Regions from separate parts of the Mus musculus genome. Here regions 2 and 3 are each linked to region 1. Evidence: chromatin loops called from intact Hi-C (ENCODE). Cell type or tissue: gastrocnemius. All regions are shown on one strand. Region 1 has its middle 35 kb from the start of 1700027A15Rik. Region 2 has its middle 33 kb from the start of Gm29185. Region 3 overlaps Gm29185 (a long non-coding RNA gene).

Region 1 (8,000 bases):
ACATACACATATATACACACTCACATACTCACAAGCACTCAAATACATACACTCATACTCATACATGCTTAAATCCATACACTCACACACACTCATACACTCCCATTCAAACTCACACACACTCACCACACATATTCACATACACATAAATGCGCTCACCACATACACACTCACACACATACACATACATACATACATACACACACACACACACACACACGGACATATACACACTCACACACACATACCTACACACACTCACATACACACATACTCATGCTTCAGAAAGCCAAGGCATATGACTGTTCAATAACAAGGCTGGATGATTAAGGATGAAAGCTTCGTGCAGATGGCTCATGTGTGCCCTTAATCCAAACTAAGACATGGTCTGGGCGACATGGACAATTTTATGAGCTGGTAATAGTTTTAACTAGCTCTCTAGTTTGACAGATGTAAAGTTAGGCACACACACACCCTGCCCCCAGAGACGTAGAACCAAGTGAGCTGGTTAGCTCAGGGAAGAAAAGGATCAGAAAGCCAGAGAGCATGATACAGAGAAAGCAAGGCAGACCGGTGATGTGGGCCTTAAATCAATTCTCATTTATGCCTCTCCATGGCTTTGTAACTTTGGATAAGCTATACTCTGTGAGCTTCCATTTCTCTGCTCATAAAGCTGAGGAAACAGGGCCTTTTCACAGCAGGTGGGGAGGACCAAACTGGAGGATATTCATGGGAGACGATCCCTGTGCTATAAATTGCTTTGCAGTTATTATTCTAATACCTAAGGCTCTAAATCCGTGTCAGCTGTGAATTTGCATAGAAGGTGAACATGAACTGAAGAACCTTGCCTGTGAGCAGGAGAAATTCACATTGGCCATTACGAAGCCCATCTTTTAATGGGCCTGCTGAAAACAAGCTGGAATGTAATACAAGGCCGTCGGGAGTGCTCTCTCTGCATGACTTCCCTCTTCACGGGGAGGGGGGAAGCTGTATCTTCTCTAGCATCCTAGAGACTATAAGGATAACAGCTCTGAGCCCTGAGAGCTTCAGGCATGGAACATGTACACACATCTCCATGTCTCGCAAGCCCTTGCCAATCAAGCAAGGTAAGAATTTTTTTTTCTGTTCTATTTATGAGAAAACTGAAGTCTAGTGACCCTAAATAATTAATCAGTAGTGGCGCATGTATTAACAGAGAGGAAAAAAAAAGCCCAAATATATCTAGCTACAAAGCTAGTTTTCCATTATGCCAAAATATCTGTGTTGGTTTTTCCATCACTAAACGACCAATTGCAGACAAAAATAAAGCTGACTTTTAAATAGTACATATTTGTATCTCACAGATTAGCTGAGGCCTCTGTTCAGGGTCTCAGAAGCTATAAGTAAGATATTTTCTTTCATGTAGTATCAAAAGGCCAGGAGAGGGTAAACCCTCTCTGGGTCTTCTAATTGGTTCTTGGTCCTTCAGAGTTGGATATTTTCTCTGGAAGCATAGCCCTCTTATATGACTGGGGATCGTGTAGATCCATTGTCCTCAAAATCAACTAATTCAGATCACATTGTATCTGACATATTCTATTTCCTAGAAGCAACCCTGGACCCAGTGCATGCTCAGTGGGGAATATCCCACAGGTCCTAAACACTAGGCCAGGATCATGCAACGGCCTTACAGCTCTGCCTTCATGCTGCTTGCCTGAGTTGTGGCTTCAGGCTAAGAGCAGGAGTGGTGGGTCTAGCCTGCCCTGTCTGTTTCCTATGGAATTATAGGTAGTATTGCATCCTAGTCTACCTCTAGTATTGGAAAGAAGGGAGCATTCTAGCATTAAATATGGAAGAAGAGAGGTTTTCAACTCTGGACAGGCACTATAATTCCAAGGAAGATTCTACAACATAAAAATGCTTTCCCCAAGATTCTGGGTTAATTGATATGGGGTGTGATCTGAGCATCTTTGTGTGTGTGCGCGTGCGCGCGAGCGCGAGCACGTGCGTGCGTGCTTGCCCCAGGGGCTTGTGAAAGACAATGTTATGATACAAAAGAAAACCTTCAAACGTTTAGAAGAAGAGAAGAGACAGTATAGGCTTCTGGTTTGCAGTCTGGCGTATAAAATAAACGTTCCCATCCTCACAAGAAGAAAAGAACAAACTAAACATCAACACTTACCACCACACAGCACATCGAGGGAGGAGGAAGACCAACAGAGACCCGCGGACTGCCATGCCACCCACAGACCTTCCCTTGGGCACATGGGCCATGGTCACCCACTTGTTGACTTGTCGTGCAGTACAGATGGAGGATGCCACCCAGGGGCCCACCAGCTACAAGGCCAACCTGCAGCAGGAACCGCCGCAATGTGCTAGTATGTGGGATCAGATGGGAGAGGAGTGGAACAGCTTGTAAATCATGAAGAGACATGGAACTGGAGGAGTAGCCTATTTTGCGTGGCCAGCGCACCACACGGGGCCATGGTGAGGACGTAACCGAAGCTGCCCCTGAGGGTCATGTCTGGGTCCTTAGCTACACAGCAGCAGGGGTCAGTGTCGATAACCATGGCTCATTTTACCACTAGAGGACATGGAGAAGCCCTTTGTGGACAGCTGCCAGAAACACTCGGATATCTAGTGGCTGTACATATCTGGCCCCGCCCCTCCCTAGCTGGGGAGGATGCCCCATCTCTCACCTCTCACCTGGGCCCTGCACCTCAGGCTGCACAGTGGAGCTGGCCCACCGCGGAAGCCTTGAGTGTGGGAGAATTAATTGACTCTGTCTCCTGCCAATGAGGGCATTGGGTGGTCTAGCTGGAGCAGTGCTAGAGAGCTTGCCCTGGTAGTGCAGATAAGGGATTGCCAGCAGGATGGTGAACTGGTTGCCACTGAGGCCCAAATCCAGGGCTCTGACTTGGCGCATCGCAAAATCGATATCCTCTGTGAATGGTTGGGACATGTGAAAGAGCCAGTCCTGTTGATCCAAAGCTGCAGGATCTCCATGACACTGGGCAGCGATGGGACGACCAGTAGGAATCCTGGTAAAGATTCAATACTGATGGTGTCACAAGCCAGAGATCTGGAACCAGACCAATGACTCATTGCAATAAGCATTTGCAAGTGAAGGTGTGTGGACAGAGAGACATACTATGGGGCACACTGTGACACTGTAGCTTCCACAACAGGATGATTTCTATGCTGTGTGTGAGTGTGTATGAGTGTGTGTGTGTGTGTGTGTGTGTGTGTGTGTGTGTGTGTGTGTGTTATTTTGGGGGTGGGATGCTGCAAGGGTGAATGGTGGATATGAGGGGACAGGTTGATGGGGGAGGGGAAACTTAATATGAAATTCATAAGGAGTCAATTAAAAGTTTTTAAAAATGATACCCTTTATTGTAGAGATTATTCGAGTCTTCGTACTCCTTTTGAAGCTAAAATTGTTACCAGGAATCTGTACCAGCTAGACTCAATGCCTTTCATGTGCCTCTACATTAGTCTGCAAGCCACCCTTGCCTTTGGGGCTGAGGAAGATTTCTTGTGCTTGTTGGTATTTTTTTTTATATATTATGAATTAAATTTGTTCTTTCACAATTTCAAAACAGAAGAAGAAAAGAAAAAAAAACTTAACAATAGGTCTTCCGTGTGATCCCGCCATACCAACTCAACACAGCATGGCTGTACAGCAGTGTTTACTGAAGCACGTTCACAGTAGTTACAATGTGAAACTAACATGCGGTGCGTCTTGTCAGATTACGTCCTCAACGTCCCTCTCTAGATTTGGGTACCTGGGCATCAGATCTCCCAGCCTCCATAACTGTGAGCTAATAGTGAGCCAATACATTTTCGCATTTTATAAATTACCCACTCCCTGCCACAGTGGCTCAAAATAGACCAATACAGGAAAACATTATTCTAATTTGGAATGTAAGTTAAACAAACTTATCTAAAAATTGAAACTTACAGAGCTAGAAGAGCAAGATCACACTTCCATTTAAAACTTATGATGGCACCACATGGAATATTTCTCAGCATCGGCCCAGGGAGCCGTCTGCTTACTTTTTTGTTTTGTTTTGTAACTTTTCAGTTTTATGGCTACTGAAAGGAATTTTTTGGAAGGAATCTCTGAAGGAAACTTGGCAGGGAGCCAGATCATCTCCAGCATCTGCCATTCCTGTGCGTGAAGAGAGGCAGGTATTTCAGAAACAAAACCGGATCATGAACCTGAAGCCATCCTAAACAGACAGGAACTCAAGACCAACCAGTAAGGAGAGAAAAGATGCAACTCAGGCCTAAAGGCTCTTCAAGTACCAGAAGCAACGGACCTGCAAAAGTAAGTCCCAGAGAAAAATAAGTTATTACACCAAAAGGAAAAAGAAGTACAGGTTTAGGATGAATCAGAAAGGCTAGGTGAACTGTTTCCAGACTTCTAATCCATTCCTCAATACACTGCCAGATGGCTTCTACTCTCTTTGCACCTCCATTGTCTTTCTAACATCCGCTCTACATTCTCTTGTGACCTCATCACTTCAAAATACAAAGAACATGTCTCAGTGTTTCCAACATACATTTTTTGACAACATTTGACTCTAATCTCATTAAAATGGTAATAAATTCATACAAATAAGTGTGTAGACCTTGAAATGGAAGACTATGGTACATCACAAATTCTGAGGTTCCTGCACTTCCCTGATGGCCCACTAGTCTCTCTTTGTTTCTTATTTTCTCAGTCTATTAAATAGGAGCATGTGTCTCTCTTAAAGTGTGGGTGAAAGGTAATCATATATTCTACCTGAGATATGACCAAAGGAGACACACAGATTAGTTTTGATTGGTTGATTGGTTTTGGTTTTGGTTTATTTTGTTTTGTTTTCTATCAATGTAACACAAACTAAAGTTATCTGGGAAGAGGGATCCTCAATTAAGAAAATGTCTCCATCATATTTGCCTATAGGCATGTCTTTGGGGGCATTTTCCTGATTAATGATTGATTTGGGACATCCCAGCCCACTGTGGGTGGCACTACCCCTAGGTCAGGTAGTCCTGAGTTGTATAAAAACGCAAGCTGAGCAAAGCCATGCAGAGCAAGCCAAAAAGCAGCATCCCGCCCTTAACTATGCTTCAGTTTCTGCCTCCAGGTTCCTAACTTGAGTTTCTGCTTCAGATTCCTTCAATGATAAGCTTGGCTAGCTGCTTTTGGTTACACACTTTTCAGGGCAATATAAATCACACCAGGACGGAAGTCAGTAGAATACTGGTGACAGTCTTATTGACTTTTCCAGTCAACTGAAAACTACAGAAAAGTATGTAAGCATTGTCACTAAAGTTGGCCCAGTTGACTACAGGTAGAGCATTCATTATTGAAGTAGATCTGTTTTCCTCGCCGCAAGGCAAACCCACCTAAGTGTAAGACTTTAATGAAGTAATGCATGGTAGGTATTAGAGAACAAAATACACTTACAATAAAAGTGTGTTACATGGCATTTGAAAAAAATCTTATAATTTTTCGACAACTTCTATTAATAGATTACTATTCCACAATGCTGAAAACTAAACTTCCTAGCTGGGTTTGATGGTGTACACCTATAATTCTAGCACTTGGAAGGTGGACGCAAAAGAATGGGGTGCTCACGGTCTTCCTCTGTTTAGTGTAGCAGTTCTGAACCCAAAGGTCGTGACCACTTTGGAGTCAAACTACCCTTCACATGGGTCGCATAGCAGATACCTTGAATATCAGACATTTGCATCATGATTCATAACAATAGCAAAATTACAGTTATGAAGTACCAACGGAAATAATTTTATGGATGGGGGGTTTACCACACGTAAGGAACTGTATTAAAGGACCACAACATTGGGAAGGTTGAGAACCATTGAGTTAATGAATTCAAGAAGACACTGTCTCCAAAAAAAAGTTCAGAATTCTTCCCTGTCTCTCTCATACTGTCATTCTATAGAATTGTGCATCAAATACCAGTGATGCCAGAGTACAGTGGTGAAGGCTAGGGTAAGCCCTTGACTCCTATTAACACCTCTGAGACAGACTGATACTTGCTTTGAGCAAATCACCCTCTGCTCCGCCTCCTTCCCATCTGTAAAATGGAACTGTTGAATTTCTAACTTTGGCCAGATTCCAAACTCTCAAAGTAACAATGCGTTTGGAAATGCTTGTCTCCGGTCATGCCTTCTGAGACCACCTCCCCTCTTACTGGGGTCTTTATCTCACTGAACCCCAGCTTTGGTATTTGGTCTCTGACCTCAGGTTCTATGGCATGTGTGCATCAACACGCTCAACAATTTGCCAGTTTTCAAGACCAAGAAACTACCTTACCAAACTCTACATAAGGTCTGCCTCCTGGAAGTGCAGGTAAGGCACAAGCATGTGATTGGGAATGAGAGTAGTTCCTGTCACTGACTTCCTGGTGGCTTTCTTTGCATCCTAGTAAATGCCCTTCAGAAGAAGGATGCCTTGGGAGAGGAACTAGTCAGGAAGCCTTTCATTGGCTCCAAAGCACAGAGCCCCCAGCTAACTTTCTGGGGCATCTTTGACTTGGATATGCGTCTCTCCCTTGTTTACACCTCTCTTGTTAAAGCCTTCCTTCCCACTTAAACTCTCTTTTGTCAGGTCTCTTTTATTAAGGCAACGCTGACAGGTCTTAGCATAAGGAATGATATGGAGACAAAGGCAACCTCATGGGCCTCACAGGCCTGCCATACTGAATGCCCTGAAACACAGAGACTGAAGTATGCTGGGAGCTTATCACTCCTTTCTGCATCGATCTCTGTAAAGTCCAACCATTGAGAGGACACTCCATCCCGTTCACACAGCTCTCAGAAGAGAGTCTAACTACTGCCTCAGCCACCATTTCCATAGTTCATATGGGAAGCAAATATGTTCCTCTACTGGATTGGCCATGTAGCCCTTTGCTTCAAATGAGTAGCATCTGCAGAGGTAGGAAAACAGCAAATAGGATGGGCAGGAAAACATCTGTGTTTCAAGCTGAGTAAATGCCAAGAGAAGGCAGAAGCTAGAGGACCTGCGAGTTCCTGAAAAAATGGAGCCATCTTCCTGAGAGCTAGATATGCTACTGAAGAAAGATAGCCTGTTGCAGGAGGCCAGGTGGGAAATGATGACATCGTGAGCTAGGTCTCAAAAGCAGGAAGCAAGAAGGTGAAGGTTCGAGACTTTTGAGGTGAAATCATGAGACTTCAAACACTGGGCAAATTGGGAAATGGGCAGAGAGATAGGGGGAGGAGCCTGGAGGTGTCTGAGCTCTGAGCTTTGGGCACAGGATGGTGCCATGCTCAGAGAATGGTAACTATCTATCAGGTGTGCTCTAGGGACACACTAAATCTAAAATGTCAACGTGAGAGCTAAAAGTACTTAATAAGCATGACCTGTCTTTGGTCCCTAGAACCCACATACAAAGGAAAAATCAGACATGGTGGTATATGCTTGTAATCCCAGAGCTGGGGAGACAGAGACAAGAAGTACTCTGGGGCCTGTGGGCCAGCCAGTCTAACCTAACTGGTGAGTTCCCGTCTAAAAAGTGACCTTATCTCAAAAAAGGTGGTGTTCCTGAGGGTGACACCCTAGATTATCCTCTGGAACACCTGCATACAGATGTGAATCCATGAACACACACACACACACACACACACACACGGGGGGGGGGGGGGGGGAGATGAGATATCCCATTTGGGTTTGGGCCTGGAGCTCTGAGGACAGAGTTGGCATAGTTAACACGTTGACTACTGGATGCCTCTGACTCAGCATCACTCAGTACATGTCATCATGTCATTTCATTTCTCCCCACTCCCCAGCTCCTAAACCAGCTCCACCATCAGTACCTGTTTTGCTATTAAGGCTCCACCCTACAAGATCAGAGTCTATCTCATTCATCCAGCCATAGCAACAGACACTGTAATATATCTAGCCTTTTGTTAGAGGTTAAAAAAAAATCATGAAAGAATAAACAGCTGATTAAACCAAGTAATTAACTGGTTTTTGTCCCTCTTCCTCC
Region 2 (8,000 bases), 56 kb before region 1:
TTTTTAAGGAGAATTATTCTCCGCCTAGGACGTATTACTCCCTGATTGGCTGCAGCCCATCGGCCGAGTTGTCGTCACGGGGAAGGCAGAGCACATGTAGTGGAAAACTACCCTTGGCACATGCGCAGATTATTTGTTTACCACTTAGAACACAGGATGTCAGCGCCATCTTGCAACGGCGAATGTGAGGGCGGCTCCCCACAAGTAGTGTAAGTATCTGACATGCAGGATACCTGATAATGTGACCTGAGAGAGGGCCCTTGCCTCCTGCAGGGGTCGCAACTCACAGGTTGGGAACCATCACTCTAGCCTGACTCATCTGATTCCCATGGCAAGCAGCACCAAAGACACTCTTCTGCGAACTGTCCAGGGGCCATTGTCCTTTCTGTAAGCGTTCTGTGGATCCATTGGGTTACCATGGCTAAATCTTCACACTGAATCCAGTTCAAGGATTTCATCTTTCCTTTCTGTCTTTTGTTTTGTTTCATTTCATTTGAGATGAGGTCTTAGTAGCCCGGGCTGACCTTGCACTCTCTCTGAAGCTGAGGATGACCTTGAGTTAGTTCTTGATCCCCGTGCCTGCACCTCCTATGTTCTGGGAGCACAGGCATTCATCATGTACCTATGCAGTACTAAGGTTGGAGCCCAGAGCTTCGCACATACTAGGCAAGTACTCTACCAAGAGAGCCTTAGCCGATCCTCAACTCACAGTGTTCTTTGCAATTTGGGGAATTGAACTTAGGGTCTCATGTGTGCTAGACAAGCATTCTACCACTGAGATGTATTCTCAGCCCTCGATTTTTTTAATTAATTAATTAACTTACATCCCAACCGAAGTTTCCCTCCTTCCTTACCTCCCAGTCCTTCTTCCCCTCCCCGCCCCCATCTACTCCTCCTCTGTTTCTCTTCAGTGGAGGGGAGGCCCCCCATGTATATCAGCCAGCTCTGGCTATCAAGAGGCAGAAAGATTAGGCACATCCTCCGCTGAGGCTTGATGAGGTAGCCCAGTAGGATCCCAAAAGCAGACAATAAAGGCAGAGCCAACCCTAGCTCCTGCTGTTAGGAGTCCCACATGACGACCAAGCTACACAACTGTAACAGATGTGCAGAGAGCCTAGGTCAGTCCCATGCAGGCCCCCTGCTTGGCAGTTCAGTCTCTGTGAGCCCTATGGGCTCAGGTTAGTTGATTCTGTAGGTTTGCTTCTGGTGTCCTTGGCCTCTCTCCTACAATTCTTCCTCCCCCTCTTCCACAGAATTCCCCAAGCTTTGCCTAATGCTTGTTCATTAAAAAAAAAAAAAAAAAAAAAAAAAAAGACAAATTAGCCAAAAATCCTAGGCTTTTTTGTAAAACTTGCTTTTAATTAAATCAGCTCTTATAATTGATTCTGCTAATCTAAGCTTAGCTAAGTCCTTGCCTCTTCTCTATGTCTACTGCCTCTTACATTACCCAGCCGTGTTTTTATCTTCCACTGCTGTTGTGGTCTATCTCCCTGTTTCTTCTCAGAGATGTGTCTTCTCTTTAGAGTAGGCCTATAATAGTCTCATTGAGCAATAGCCAGGCAACTTTCTTTAACTCAGCAACCTCATTTCCCACTGGGACTCCTTTGGACATGTTCAAAAGTCCTGGTCCAGAAACATGAATTATAGATACTGTTTTCTCAAGGCCTCTAAGCAATTTCAGCTGAACTCAGGGGTCTTGAACATACACCATTGCTTCCAAATAATGTGAAACGAAGGTACACATGCCCACAAGAAAGATTCCCTCCAAAGAAACTTATTTAACTTGGCCACTGGGTCCCATAACTTTCATCTATTTTTATTATTAATGATAAATATTTCTTTCCTCTTTTGCCTGATACCATGCAGAACCAGGATAACTATGCCAACAATATCATATCTTTGTAGTGTTATTTTTATGTAGTCTTTGGTATAAATTACAATACTTTGTACTGAGTATAATATCTTTTAAATATGAGTATCTAACATTAATGATGCCTCTATAAATGTCTATTCAGTAAATAAGTAAATAGATAAATAATGGATTAGTCTAAAGTGCAGTTCATTTGACTTAACTGTTTTAACTATTCTAAGGTTTTTAACTTTATAGTTTAAGTGCCAGTGTGGCTGGAAACATTTTTCACATCTGACTCCTCCATACCACTTTAATTCACTCTATTACATGGTATTTTGAGAAAAGTGCAATTGAGATCTCTGTTCTTTCTCCTTGAATCTGAGTAGTACAGCCTTGACACAAAGAGAGCAAGTATGGGCCTAATCCTCTGATAGCTTGTTACTTGGCCTCTTGGAATCCTGCACAGGCATCCTGAGTCCTGTAATAGAGAGAAGTGTTGGTAATACAAAGAAATACATAGGATCCTAGGGGAACTCAAACTTCTAACTGTCCCCAGGAAGGTGCTAGACATAGCAGACAATAGCCATAGTGCTTCATGGAGAAAACTATTGAAGACAGTCAAGCTGAGCTCCAGGCAACAATCTGCACTGAGAGCAGCCATGGGCCTGCAGTAGTCTGATGATTAGCTAGCTCCTTTGGACCTTCAGAAGACTGTAGCACTAGCCAGTGTCTGACTGCAGCATCATGAGGGGGTTCAAGAGAGATGCCCACCACTGAACTCAGTCAACACAGAGAGCTAGGAGCTTCAGTGTTACATAATGGTTCAAGCCACTGTTGGGCAAATCACATACAGCAACATATAACCAGAACACACTGAAGAGCAATAAAAGTTGGATTGAAGAGCAAGAATTGTTCATTGGTCTCTTCAGTTTCTAAAATACTTCCTATAAGGCTATGCCCACTGATGAGGGAGGAGGCATGGCTTCTCACTTCAGACAAGAGCGTCAAAAAGAAAGTCTCTTCTTTGGAGAAAATTTTCATGCAAGTGTGAGTGTCAGGTATCAACTTTATGAGTCCTCATCCTGGGAGACCCTGCACAATTACTTTACCTGTGCCCCTGTCGCACAATATAACTACCACTTCACCTCAATCCAAATAGAGAAATCTATGTTGTATCATCTGTACCACTTCCTCCTCCTCCTCCTCTCCCTCCTCCTCTTCTCCTTCTCCTCCTTTTCCTTCTCCAGCACCTCCTCCTCCACTTCCTCCTCTGCCTCTTCCTCCTGTCCTTCTTCTCCTCCTCTTCCTTCTCCAGCACCTCCTCCTCCACTTCCTCCTCCTCCTCTTCCTCCTCCTCTTCCTCCTCCTCTTCTCCTTCTCTTCCTCTTCCTTCTCCAGCACCTCCTCCTCCACTTCCTCCTCTGCCTCTTCCTCCTGTCCTTCTTCTCCTCCTCTTCCTTCTCCAGCACCTCCTCCTCCTCCTCCAGCATCTCCTCCTTCTAAGTCCTAGAAGAGAGAATTTTGCAGCTACCTTTAGCAATGCATTCTTCCAGCTCATAAGTCTTAATTTCAGCCCAATTTCTCCAGATGTAGTTTCAGCTCTTGTACCTTTATCATGTTCTATCTATCTATCTATCTATCTATCTATTTATTTATTTGTTTGCTCTTATTTACCTTCTATATCAAATCTACCTGCACTGCTTATTTGGATGGGTTTTGAAAATAACAGACTTAAAATGAATGAAGGAAAGAACATGATATAAACTCTTAATACATAATACAAGTGCAGTGCATAGTATCCCAGGTAGAGCCTTAGCTACTAGGGCATTTTTATCCTCTAGGATGTGCAGGTGTGTGGAAGAATGGAGAATTGTCTTAGTCAATATTCTATTGCTGTGAAGAGATGCCATTACCATGGCAACTCAAAGAAAAGCATTTAATTGGGGCTTGTTTATAGGTCAGAGGTTTAGTCCATTGTCATCATGGTGGGATAAATGGCAGCGTGCAGGCAGACATGATATGGGAGAGTAGCTGAGAGTTCTACATCTGAGTCCAAAGGCAGCAATGAGAGGTGGGGAGAGAGAGAGTGCCTGGCTTGAGCATTTGAAATCCCAAAGCCCACCCCCAGTAAAACACTCTCTCTTCTTTATTTCCTCCTTCATTTCCTGGAAGTGCTGGAGGACAATGGGAGGGGTTTAGAACACCACTTATACTTGACCCAGTTTGCCTTGGGACTTTCTCTGCATCCTTCCTGGGCACTGCCTTGGGACTTTCTCTGCATCCTTCCTGGGCACTGCCTTGGGGCTTTCTCTGCATCCTTCCTGGGCACCGCCACCATGTATGATAGCTGAAAAGGAACAGGACCAGGAGTGGGGATAACTCCATGAATGCAGAAAGTTCTGGTCACTAGCCAACCCTTGCCAAAGATCTGCCTCTACCCTATCTGTCTGTCACTTCCCAAGGTCATGACATAGATGGAGCGTTTCTTTGGGGGGGGGGGGCGTGCAGAGGCCCTTGCTACCATGTGTCTTTAAGTCTATCTTACCCTTTCCCAGAGCACAGTCTGGTCTTGAATCTGTTCTCTGAAGACAGCAAACATAAGAAAGAAACTCACTCTTGAGACAAGCATGAAGGAGAGGCAACGCTATCTATCACTCATGCTGCCCCATGACACCAAGCATCCTGACACTCACCCTCCCCAGCACCCTCTGTTATCCCTGATAGCCACTCTCAGCTCCAGACTCTCATCCAGCCAGTACAAAATCAAAAGAATGGATCTTGGACAGCTGGAATAGTCATCATCTCTCACTCTGTGTCTCCAATTCCTGCGGGGCCTGCCCTATGCCCTCTTCCCCCACCCTCCCATGGCCTCTCACTCAATTCATTTTTCTCCTGGCATCATAAGCTATTTTCCACCACCCTGCTGGCCTAAGTTCAACCCACTTCCCCAAGGGGTTTGTGCTCCCCACTTCATCTGTCTCCCTCATGTTCCTCCTGCTGGAACTGGATCCTCTGGTTCTATTTTTGGATTCTTTCCATTGGCCTCTCTTGGACTAGGCAGCTTACTTCTTCAACCTGCTTTGCATTTCTCTGGCCTCTAATGAGCATCTCTGAAATCTTCCTATGGCAGGTGGAGGCTACAGTCAGCAGCTGTGTGCTCTGATGGGTCTTCCCCTTCCCATCTTCCTCACCTTGGCAGAAACAGGGAACTTCCAATGACATGAAGACTTCATTATCCTTCATATCCTTAAAGGACATTCTTGAGTTTTTTTTTTTTTTCTGCAATAGTCCAAACTTGGGGTTAGAGGATAGCACCTCTGTCTTCCAGATGAACCTCACTTTCATGTCCCCTTTCACCTCCACTCTTTTCCTGATTTTTTTTTTTTTTTTTTGGTCACCACTTTCTTCCACTGTCCAGACATAGATAGCATACTCTCAACCTCTTCAATCCAATGAAAATCTGTCAATATTATGTGGCACTAAACTTCCCATAGATATAGCAACTATTCTGTTGTGACTTGTTTCTGTCTTTGGTGCCTTTTTATCCTGGGACAGGTTCCCCCTCCTTTCTAGAAATGCCAGTTCTTTCATTCCATTCATTTGTTCATTCACTCATTTAGCAGGGCAGGGGTTAGAACCTAGGACCTAGATGTTCTACCACTGAGCTAAATCTTCCAGAATAATTTATATATATATTTTTCTTTTTGAGAACCTTATTTCATCAAACATGATATTCAGTTGTTTTAATACAAATGATATAATTCAATTCTTATTTATAGCTGAATAAAAGCCATTTTGTATATACACTCCACATTTCTTTACCATCCCTCTACTGACAGGATTCTAAGCTGCCCTGGATCGTGGCCTCATGAATGGTTCAGCAGCAGATCTGGATACAGGTCTGTACAGCATTCTCTCCCTCTCCCTCTCCCTCTCCCTCTCTCCCTCTCCCTCTCTCCCTCTCTCCCTCTCCCTCTCCCTCTCTCCCTCTCCCTCTCCCTCTCTCCCTCTCCCTCTCCCTCTCCCTCTCCCTCTCCCTCCTCTCCCTCTCCCTCTCCCTCTCATCTCCCTTCCTTCCTTCCTTTCTTTCTTTTTTCTTTCTTTCTTTTAAACTCCAGATTTTATTCCCCTCCCAGTCATCCCATACCTCCTCCCCACACCCCTGTCTCCACAAGGATGTCCCCACCCCCCACCCCACCAGACCTCTAAACTCCCTGGGGACTCCAGGTGAATCTTTCTCTGACTAAACCCAGACCTGGCAGTCCTCTGCTATACATGCATTGGGAGCCTCATATCAACTGGTGTATGCTGCCTGGTTGGTGTTCCAGTATCTGAGAGATCTCCAGGGTCCAGTCTGAAAATCAATCTGGAGGTTCCTCAGAAAAATTGGAATTAGATCTACCTGATGACCCAGCAATACCACTCTTGGGAATATATCCAAAATATGTCCCACCATGCCACAGGGGCACGTGTTCCACTATGTTCATAGCGGCCTTGTTTGTGATAGCCAGAAGCTGGAAACAACCTAGATGTCCCACGACAGAAGAATGGATACAGAAACTGTGGTTCTTTACACAGTGGAGTACTACTCAGCTATTAAGAATGAGGACATCCTGAGTTTTGCAGGCAAATGGATGGAACTAGAAAAATAATTTATATTTTTTATTGTGAAATAAAATTTTACTATGTTTCCCAAACTGGCCTCAAACGTACACTGTAAGCCAATCAGACCTTGAACTTGTGATCTTTCTGTTTCGGGTCCCTATATAGCTGGCACTGTAGGACTGTGCCTTTAAGTCCAGCTCAGGTCTTATATCATGGGCATTCTGTTCACTTGGGTTCTCCTCCCCTACCGCATTTGTTTTGACAGGGCTGTGTTCCATCCTGCCCACACCTGGAGCTTTAAGAATATTGAAAGTCATCTTTCCTCCTGACTTCCTGTTTCAAAAACGAAAAGAGTTTCTACTCAAAAATATGACTTCTGTTGGTTTTCTCTTTGCTTTAAAAATACTTAAAAGTTCACATTTACAACTGCAAATGGATATACCTAAATATCTATGTACATATGTGTATCTATATGTATGCACACATATATACACACAGCCTACATTTATAACTGCAAATACATGTACATAAATATCTATGGACATATGTGTATCTATATGTATGTATACATATATACTCACATGCATAATATATATACATATACATATATATATATATATACACACACACATATTCTTCTTAATTTTCTCCCCTCCTTTCTCGCCTATACCTTATACTACAGTAGTCAGTCCTAAAACTGGGGTAAAGAAATTTATTTCTTACAAAAGAGTCCTTCTAAGAACATGAAAAGTCACCTCTATTCTTCTCATACCTCACCTCAAATACCCCAAGTCACAAATCTAGTTTTGATAATAACATACCCTTGCACTTATTTAAAGCCACCCTGTGCATGACTAATCACTGGCGGGCTATGGGGTGCAGACAGTCACACACTTGTCTTTCGTGATTAGAAGAAAACCCTCTGATTTCAGAGGCAGAAAGTCCAGGTTCTCCTCTCAGCACCATAAAACCTTGGTAACATAGGACTGGACGAGAAGCATCGGCTTCCTGATCTTTACTTATTTTCTGCCCTCAGAAGTTCACGTGACTGGAGTCCATATTCTTAAAATTTTGATTTTCTATTATTGCTATAGAAAATCTTGTTCATTATATTCTTAGAGATGATATAGCAGTATGACTCTGACAAAAGACTTGTGATGAAGCTTTTTCTTTCAATAATATATTTCTTTAAGCTTTCCTGGGTTTAAATTTTGGATCTCACAGACCTTAGTGATGTGGTCCTAGACAAGTACTTAAACCTCCCAAACCTGCATGTCACACATGTAAAATAAATGTAGTAGTAACACCTATGTGATCAGATTATAACGAGTGAGAAAAACGTGTAATGACTGACACATATTGAGGCTCAACTGATGCCCATTTTTACCAAGCACTTCGAGCTCATCTTTGTTTCTTAAATGATTTCTAGTAGGTCAAACTAGAAATATTTTCCCTAATAACAAGGTTGGTTGTGACTCTAAGAGATAGTGTCACTGGCATCTGACGTCTGCTCTCATCTGCCTGTGGGTAAAAGGATCTACTT
Region 3 (8,000 bases), 220 kb before region 1:
ACCAAAAGCTACCTTTTACACGTTCAAAAAGCCGATTCCATAGTTGCTATGTATTCCAGGTGCAAGAAGGATCCCAGAGAATGGAGGTTTCACTGGTCTCTCACACCTCTGAGGCTAAGAGACGGGGAAAGAGGGAAGAAGAAGCTGTGTTGGTGACTGTGAGTCTGACCACTAAATTAGGCTGATGGAAAAGTATGGCTTCCTTAATTTTCAGGGTGTGGAAAGCTCCCTCCCAGGGCTGAGTGTTCCTCTGAGGACTGGACAGCAGGAAACACCTGCTTCACTCTTCCCTGGCTTTTTTCCCTTTAAGAATTCTGGGTCCCCCGCCCCTTTTAACTCGCTATGTTGCACAATGAACAAGCAGATTTCCACACATTCCCCCATTTAAGAGAGGAAGTCTGGAATAATCTATTAGCAATAAACACACTTTGATGGCTTTCCTACCTCCGCCCTCATTCTCCTGTCTTCCAATTGACTTCTACAATTGCTTCCTCAAGCTGTCTCCCCTGACCCTTAGGCTAAGAATATTTTTCTCCTAGAATAAATCAAGAATAAGAAGCCAACCTGCACTGTTGAGGGACAAGTGTACGTTCTGTTCACCAGGATTCCTAATTTTAGATTGTGCCCTTCCCTTCTTGCAGCAACGGGAAAGCAAATGCAATTCCCATTATGGAAAGGCATGAAAAACAGATGTGAGTCTGAATCTCACCATGATAGCAGCTTTCAAATGTCCTCTCAGAGGAGGTGCTCGGAGCTGTTAGCAGGTTCTTGGAGGAGCCCTCATCCATCATGGCGAACATCAGCCTGTAAAACCATGTGCACAGTCACACACAGGATGGGGAAGTGCTCTTAGCACACAAAAGCATCCAAGAGACCCAGCAAGCTGTCCTTAGGCTTACAACGACTATCAACAGTTACCAGATCCAATGTCCTCCCTCTAATGAGATGAACATTCCCCAGTGATGTTTGGGAAACTAGCTTCTCCCCAACATGTCCTACTTCTGTTCTCACTGGAAACAAAGAAAACCTGGCACAAAAAACGCAAGGGGAAAAAAACAACAGAAGGCACCACTTTCATGAAGAGCTCTATGCTACACGTACGTGGTCAACTGAGTTATTTTTGTCTTTTAAGAGATCTACATTAGATAGAAACCTTAACAAATCCCTGTAAATTTCAGGACTGTAAACCTTGACACACGCTGAGCTACCTCATTTCTCTAACAATCTGTAAAGCTGGGGGATTAGGATAGAAGACCTTTGAAGTCGCTTCTAAATTTCTAAACATCGGTTGCAATGTATCTAGCAATACAGGGCTGGATCTCTTATTTAAATTGTTCTAGAAATGAGGAAAGAAATGAGGAAAATAAAGTAATGAAATCTAAGAAAGGAATGCTAAACACTAGTCAATGAAAAGATGAGCAAATTCAACCTCTTTGCTGATCAAAGAAACAGAAATGAAAACCTAGACTACGAGAGTACATCTAAGCTTAGCCAGAATGGAAAAGAAAAATTGCATAATTAAAAATTGTATCAATGGTTACAATAGCAACGCTTTGGAAATATATATATATACTGTTACAATTGAGTAGTCCCTTTGTCTGTAATTTCACTTTCTGCAGTTTCAGCTTGACCTACAATATGAATGGAAAAAATCTGAAAAAAAAAAAAGGCAGCTCTTGAGTTTTAATGTGTATTGTTCCAAGTGTCAGGATGAGATCTCACATCACCTCTTTAGCCCACCCAGGACGCCAATCACTCTTTTGTCTAGAGCATCTCTGCTGTACATGTTTCCTGCCCTCAGAGTCACTTAGGCATCTCAGGTATCCAGGTGCTTGTGGTCCATTAACCTTACTTTATTTAATGATGACCCTGAAGCACAAGAGTAGTGATGCTGGCAACTCAGATGTGCCAAGAGTCTATAAAGTGCATCCTTTGGAAAAAAAAAAAGATAAAACATGTCAACTTCATAAAAAGTGGGGGAAAGGTATGCCGAGGTTGTTGAGGTCAGTGCTAAGGACAAATCTTCTACCCATGAAATCATGAAGGAGGAGTAAGGGATTCATGTTAGCTTTGCCACTACACCTCACACTATTCAAGTGAAGGCTACAGAGTTAATTATGTAGAAAAGACATTGGCTTATAGTGTTACGTGATTTCAGAAATCCACTGGGAGGGGGGTGGTCCTGGAAAGTCTCCTATATGAGGAAACTGCATATCTAGTAATTCGGATACCACTAACCATTAAAAGTGATCTGAGTTCTAAAATGTCTTAATACTGAAAATAAGGCTGTATTATATTCTAGTTTTATTTTCTGTGATAAAAATATTTTATTAAAATCAACTTGGTGGGGGGGAAGGAGTTACTTGGCTTATAATTCCAAGTAACAGTCCACCATGTGGTTAAGTCACAGAGGTTTGAGACAACAGGTTGTCTTATAGTCATAGTCAAGAACAGAGGGAAACGAATATATCCATGTTGCCTAGCCTGATTCTTTGTTAGTTTTCTTTATTTTTATATAAACCAAGGTCCAGCTTAGGGAATGGTTCCACCCAAAATGGAATGGGTCTTTCTACATCAATCAATGGTCAAGAAAGTCCTCCACAGACATGCCCATGGGTAAACCTGATATAGGTAATTCCTTAATTGAAATTATGTGCCTAGATGATTCTAGATTGTGCGAAGTTGACTAACAGATCAATTTTTTAAAAGGAAATAAAATACATATAGCAATACTCCACTTAATGAAAGCATGGATATTCATGCATGCTTATGCATAGAAAAAAAATCTTCATGTGATACCCACCACAGCAATAGCAGTGATTATCTAGAGGTTCTGAAACCATTTGGAACAGTTTTACTTTTCAACAGTGTTGAACTGTTTCACAGTGAACATAATACTTAAATGATCAATGAACTCCATTTCCATTTGGAAATAATATACAACTAAATACTGTGAGCATGATGTACACAGAGAAACACTGCTTTAGAAATAGATTCAGCCTGATGGGCAGTCTATGCTAAGGGTACCTGTGAACCCAATCCATACCCTCAGAGCCCTGTGATTTTAAATATTACCAGTTGTCTTTGCTCAGATTTATCATTTTTACAAGTCTCTTGTATTTTTTGTGTATCTGTTTCTCCATCTATAAAACAATGATAACCCACCTTGTGAGAATGTTGTAAGAATTCAGTGCAATAATATGAATACACTGCTTAGAATGATTCCAATAAATATACTTACTATATATTATGTATAATATTTATATTCTAACAACCATATAGTATAGATTGTTACTAGACATACCACATCAGAATGGCATGCTATATGCCATTTATAGCTTGTTTATCACTAATTTACTAATATCACTATTAGCAGTTAATAGGATACTGTGAATAGTAGGTGAAGAAGTTTTTTGGTCGTGAATGGTCTTGTTTCTTTTCAGTGAATTATGTTGCCCTAGGTTCTCTGTGATTTGCAGCCCCCTTTCCTTTCAGAGAGAGAACTGTTCCTGTATGGGGAAACATACATAATATATAGCATTAGTGGTATGCATGGGATATAGCACTAGTGTTATGCAAGGGATGTAACATTACTATTGTTCATGGGATATAACATTACTGTTATGTACTGGGGGGGGGGGAGGGGCTCACATTACCACACCTTCACCTAGAAACAGTATGAGAAAACAGAAGATGAAAATTCCGCATTTAAGTTGAAGTCAATTAGATGAGGAAAACAAGCCAGTGCACTCCTCACTGTGCTGTGGTCAAATGCTTGAGGTATGAAGAAAGCTGAGTACTTAAGAAGCTAGTGTTTACAGCCCAGCCTGGCATGGTGGCTCACACCTTTAATCCCAGCACTCAGGAGGCAGAGGCAGATGGATCTCTGTGAATTTGAGGCCAGCCACAAAGCAAGTTTTGGACAGGACAGCCAGGGAGGCTACACAGGAAAAAAAAAGCCAGAGTTTATCTGATTCACTTGGGTGAGGGCTTCAGAAGAGCTGTGATTCCAGAAGAGCTGTCATTCCAGCAGCAGAGGTATATCTTCTTAGAAGTATCAGAGCAGTATAAAAGATTCAGGAAGGAAGTCTGCTAGGAGCTATCGGGATACTATGGTCAGGACCGATCAGATGACTTCAAGTAGACATCGAGAAGTGGGGAAGGGGATGAGTCGGAGATAGAGGTGGGGACAGGCAGTCTCGACCAGCTTTCCCTGTAACTGGCTATTAGGTTGGGCAGGGCTCCCCTAATGAGTCCTGGGTCTATAATGCTTTCACTCTAAAATGGAGAATGTGGGCTGTTGGGCTCTTTTAACCCACCAACCACCTTCAGTTATGGAATGGGCTTCCAAGTTTGGTGGATGTGGTGCGATCTAGTCTCTAAGTTGTACAGGGTTTAGATAACATAGATGCTTAGGGAAGGAGGTATTGGAGTCTGTGGTGAACTCATCTCCGTGACCTGAGAAAGGGTCACTGAGCACCAGGAGGGTCAGGAAGATGAGTTTAAGAACAAGCTGAGAAAATATGACACCATGGGAGAGTGCTGGGAAAGAGCAGTCACCAGCAAAAACCTCTGGCACCTAATTTCCACTAGTAAACAGCCAACTTGGAAGCAAGCAGCGGCCTTCTGTGCTGAGCTCAAAGCAAGAACTGGCCAGGACAAAGAGGTCCTGGGGTGCAGGGCTGAGAGGAGGAGGTGGAAGGGCCCAGCCTGGCCAGCAGCACTCAGGACTGCAGAATCATGCTGCTTAGTCTCCTTCCCTGCACATAGCCTGACACGTCCTTATCTCTGTCCTGCCTGAATGCCAGGGCTTATGAGGGCAGCGGGTCTGTCGTATTAGGGAGCTACATCACTTACTGGACCAGAGGACCATCATATATATATTTCATATATATATATATATATATATATATATATATATATATATATATATATATATATATATATATAAAATAATCCACACCCTGCCTCACTCACACAGTGTTGGGGGGGGGGGAAGCAAAATAATGTGTAAATGATTTTAAATGTCCAAAAGTGCTCTATGTACTGAAACCATAATCGTTGTCATGCCAAAGCCTCATTAATCATAGCTTTCAAGTTCACTCCTAGGCCACGGTACACTGAAACCTAAAACTAAGAAGACCAGGGTATCTGGTTTCATTATGCTTTCTTACTAATATCCACTAGATATTAGTCCTAACTGGTATTCTTTTGTACATAGTGCAAAAAAACGTTAGGAAATGGAGGCTGGCAAAAGTGGCTCAACAGGTAAAACCCACTTTCCACACAAGCTGATAACCTGAGTTCAATCCGCAGACCTCACTGAGCCCATCCCAAGAGAACTGTGGGCGATAGCACTGAGAATCTGTAATCCTGGAACTCCTGTGGTAAGATGGGAGATGGGGACAGGAGAACCGCCCCAAAGCTGAAGGCACTGGAGTGTGCAACACCACAGAAACAAAAACGACCAGAGACCTTTTTTTAACCACAAGAAAGGTGCATACATACTGCCGCTAGAAAGCTGAGTTCAGAATTCCAACCGATGCCAAAGCACAGATTGTACCCACAGTTTCACACCCAGATCATATAGCTACAGAGAGGGGTTACGGAGGGGGAGAGGGGAAGGGGGAGAGAGGGGGGGGAAGAGGAGGAGGAGGCAGAGGGAGAGAGAAAAGAAATAAAATTTAAAGTTAAAACATGTATCAGAAAGGTACTTAAATGTATATAAAAGATATACTCAGAGCAAGGAGTCACCACATCTGGAATTATGTGTATCTCTATTCACCTTGGATCTGTTGTCTTAAAAATGTCCTCTGAGGTGAAAAAGCTGTCAAGGGCTCTACCCCAGCCTCCCTGTCCTGGGCCTCAATACAACTTTGCTTTCTAGGATGAGGATGCTCTGAAGGTCTCTACCACATGTCATCTCTGAGCATGCCCAGCACCATGAGCGCTTCATGTTTTCAGTAAACTATAGGAAGACTGGGAGAAAGGCAAGCTATGGGAAAATGTGTACATTCCAGGCTTTCCCTTAAGCATCTTGGGTAGTTGAGAAAGTGAGATGTATATAGAGGTGTAAATAGCAAGCCAATCTTCCTGTCATCTCTTGTTCCCAGCAGGTGATTGGTTCATTTGCATAAGACTGAGAACACAGGTCCAGGAGTGGGCTGTGAGGTGGGAAGAGACTGGAGATGCAGGGTGGATTTTCGTGTACATTGTGTAAATACTGAGGCACCCTAAGAGGTGTGGGGTAGTGGGGTAGGATAGAGGACCCTGGTGCAAGAGCTCCAGGTACATGAAGACCATATAACTTAGGAAGATGTGTGGCTGTGGAAAAAGGGATGTGCAAGCACTACCCCTCTGCTCCAGTCCAGGTGAGATGTCACCTAGTCCTCCCACTCTGCACATCCGTCAGTGGGTTTGGATGAGGTTGCAGTAATTATGTATTTTAAAGAAAGGCTGTACGTGCCACGTGTCTTGCAATGTACCTGGCATTTGGAGGTGCTCAGCTCCTCAGGCAGCCTCAAGTCTAAAGCCTTCTGGGAAAGAAAGCTCTTGCATCCTCTACCGTATTATTCTTTTTCTCCATCTTTGCAATGTTGTTTGGAGCCTTGAGTATGTTACTGGTGACTTCATCAAGCCCAGCCTGCCTAGAAACATTCAACTGTAGGTAGCAGTGACAGGCTTTTGGGTGTGGCAGGGAAAGGGTCTGTGCAGGGTCTGGGTTTCTTGACTGTACTATTCTGTGTCAGTTTCTGCACAGTGCAAAGGAGATAGGGAGATGAGGGAAGCAGGAAATTTCCTCTTGTCCTTTGAAATCTTGAATACACAGTGAGGCTTCCACTGAGCCCATCTGTACCATGCTGCATCCTCTTTGCTGTTCCACGAGCCCACCAGTGTTCATTTTGTATCTACGGAATGTATATGTTGTAACAAGTCTCTGGTGAGGGACATAACATAGTCAAACAAGGGAAGCTGAGTCTTGGCTTAATTGTTTACTGACATGACTCGGGGTCAGCTACATTACTTCAGTGAGCTCTAGGGTTTTTTTTTTTAATAAACTACAAAATAAATAATAGTAATTCATACCTTGTAATATTAATAGGTATACTAAAGTAGAAACATATGCCTAGAATATAGTAAGAGCTGAATAAGTGATAGTTGTAGTTGCAATTATTATTATTATGTGATGCAATTAGGGATAAGCTACAAGGCAAACTGTATTTCCAAGTCCGGTAGAGGAGCTATTAGGACTGCAAATTGTCTTACTATTTCCTTCTCACCATGAGGTAAGCAGGTTTTTTGAACCACACACTGCTGTAACGATGCTCTGCCTCATCCCAGAGTGGCTGGTGGGTACACTCTTTGGATGCTTCAGGTAGATGCTTGAGATCCAGACAGGACCCCTGCAGCAGGTGTTACAGCTGCAGAGGGGAGAACCAGAGCCAGTGAGCTCCAGGAGACTTGAATACAGGAGACTCAAAAGGAAGATGGTGGGAAGTGGCCAGAGCGGTGAGAGTGGGCAGGCGGGCCCTGGTGAAGATGAGACTCCATGGAGAGTGATCTCACTAGTGTGACCTGAATCATGTCTTGAGATCTCCTCTGTTGACAAATGAAATGGCTATGAAATGGCATAACTGGACATTCACAAAGTATCAGGATAACTGTTTTTGAATATTTACAACATGTCATACTTTATGCTAACCATTTTTAAGTAGGACCTCAGTTAAAAGGCAGTAAATTTTGAAGAAAGGATTATCATTGTAGGAGGCGTTTGAGGAAACAGTTAGAAAGGTAACAAAACTCATGCATAGATGTGCATCCCACGAATGATAAGAAAGGATGCTACTCTAATGTTAGGGTCTGGGTATAAAGTGTTTTTGGAAAAGGCTCCTTTGCTTAAGGCCTAGTCTCCAGCTGTTTGCTCTACTGACAGATGATCCTTAGGACCATGATTTCATCCATGCGTTAATCCAATGATGTCATACAGAATGGGCTGATGG

The links. A loop is a pair of places that touch in the nucleus more often than their neighbours do. Peaks named below come from ENCODE experiments on the same cell type or tissue, not always from the same donor. Only the 100,000 strongest peaks of a DNase experiment are listed, where the experiment ranks them.
Region 2: a loop joins it to region 1, with 2.5 times the contacts of the local background. A loop is called at or near these places in 3 of 42 quality-filtered maps.
Region 3: it touches region 1 in a loop (2.5-fold over the local background); 3 of 42 quality-filtered maps call a loop at or near these places.

What each region holds. Positions count from the first base shown.
Region 1 is chr1:73,046,723-73,054,722 of GRCm38, reverse strand. No RefSeq gene overlaps it. Among named protein-coding and RNA genes, the nearest start is that of 1700027A15Rik, 35 kb to the right of the region's middle. In gastrocnemius, no CTCF peak of the experiment used is centred here; DNase peaks (open chromatin) are centred at 2,703, 2,900 and 4,127.
Region 2 is chr1:73,102,774-73,110,773 of GRCm38, reverse strand. No RefSeq gene overlaps it. Among named protein-coding and RNA genes, the nearest start is that of Gm29185, 33 kb to the left of the region's middle. In gastrocnemius, no CTCF peak of the experiment used is centred here; a DNase peak (open chromatin) is centred at 4,781; H3K27ac peaks cover 730 bases.
Region 3 is chr1:73,261,879-73,269,878 of GRCm38, reverse strand. It overlaps Gm29185 (a long non-coding RNA gene), which reads right to left. Exons shown (of 5, transcript XR_865539.3): 2 at 710-804; 3 at 13-114. Among named protein-coding and RNA genes, the nearest start is that of Gm31344, 98 kb to the left of the region's middle. In gastrocnemius, no CTCF peak of the experiment used is centred here; a DNase peak (open chromatin) is centred at 4,679; H3K27ac peaks cover 2,960 bases.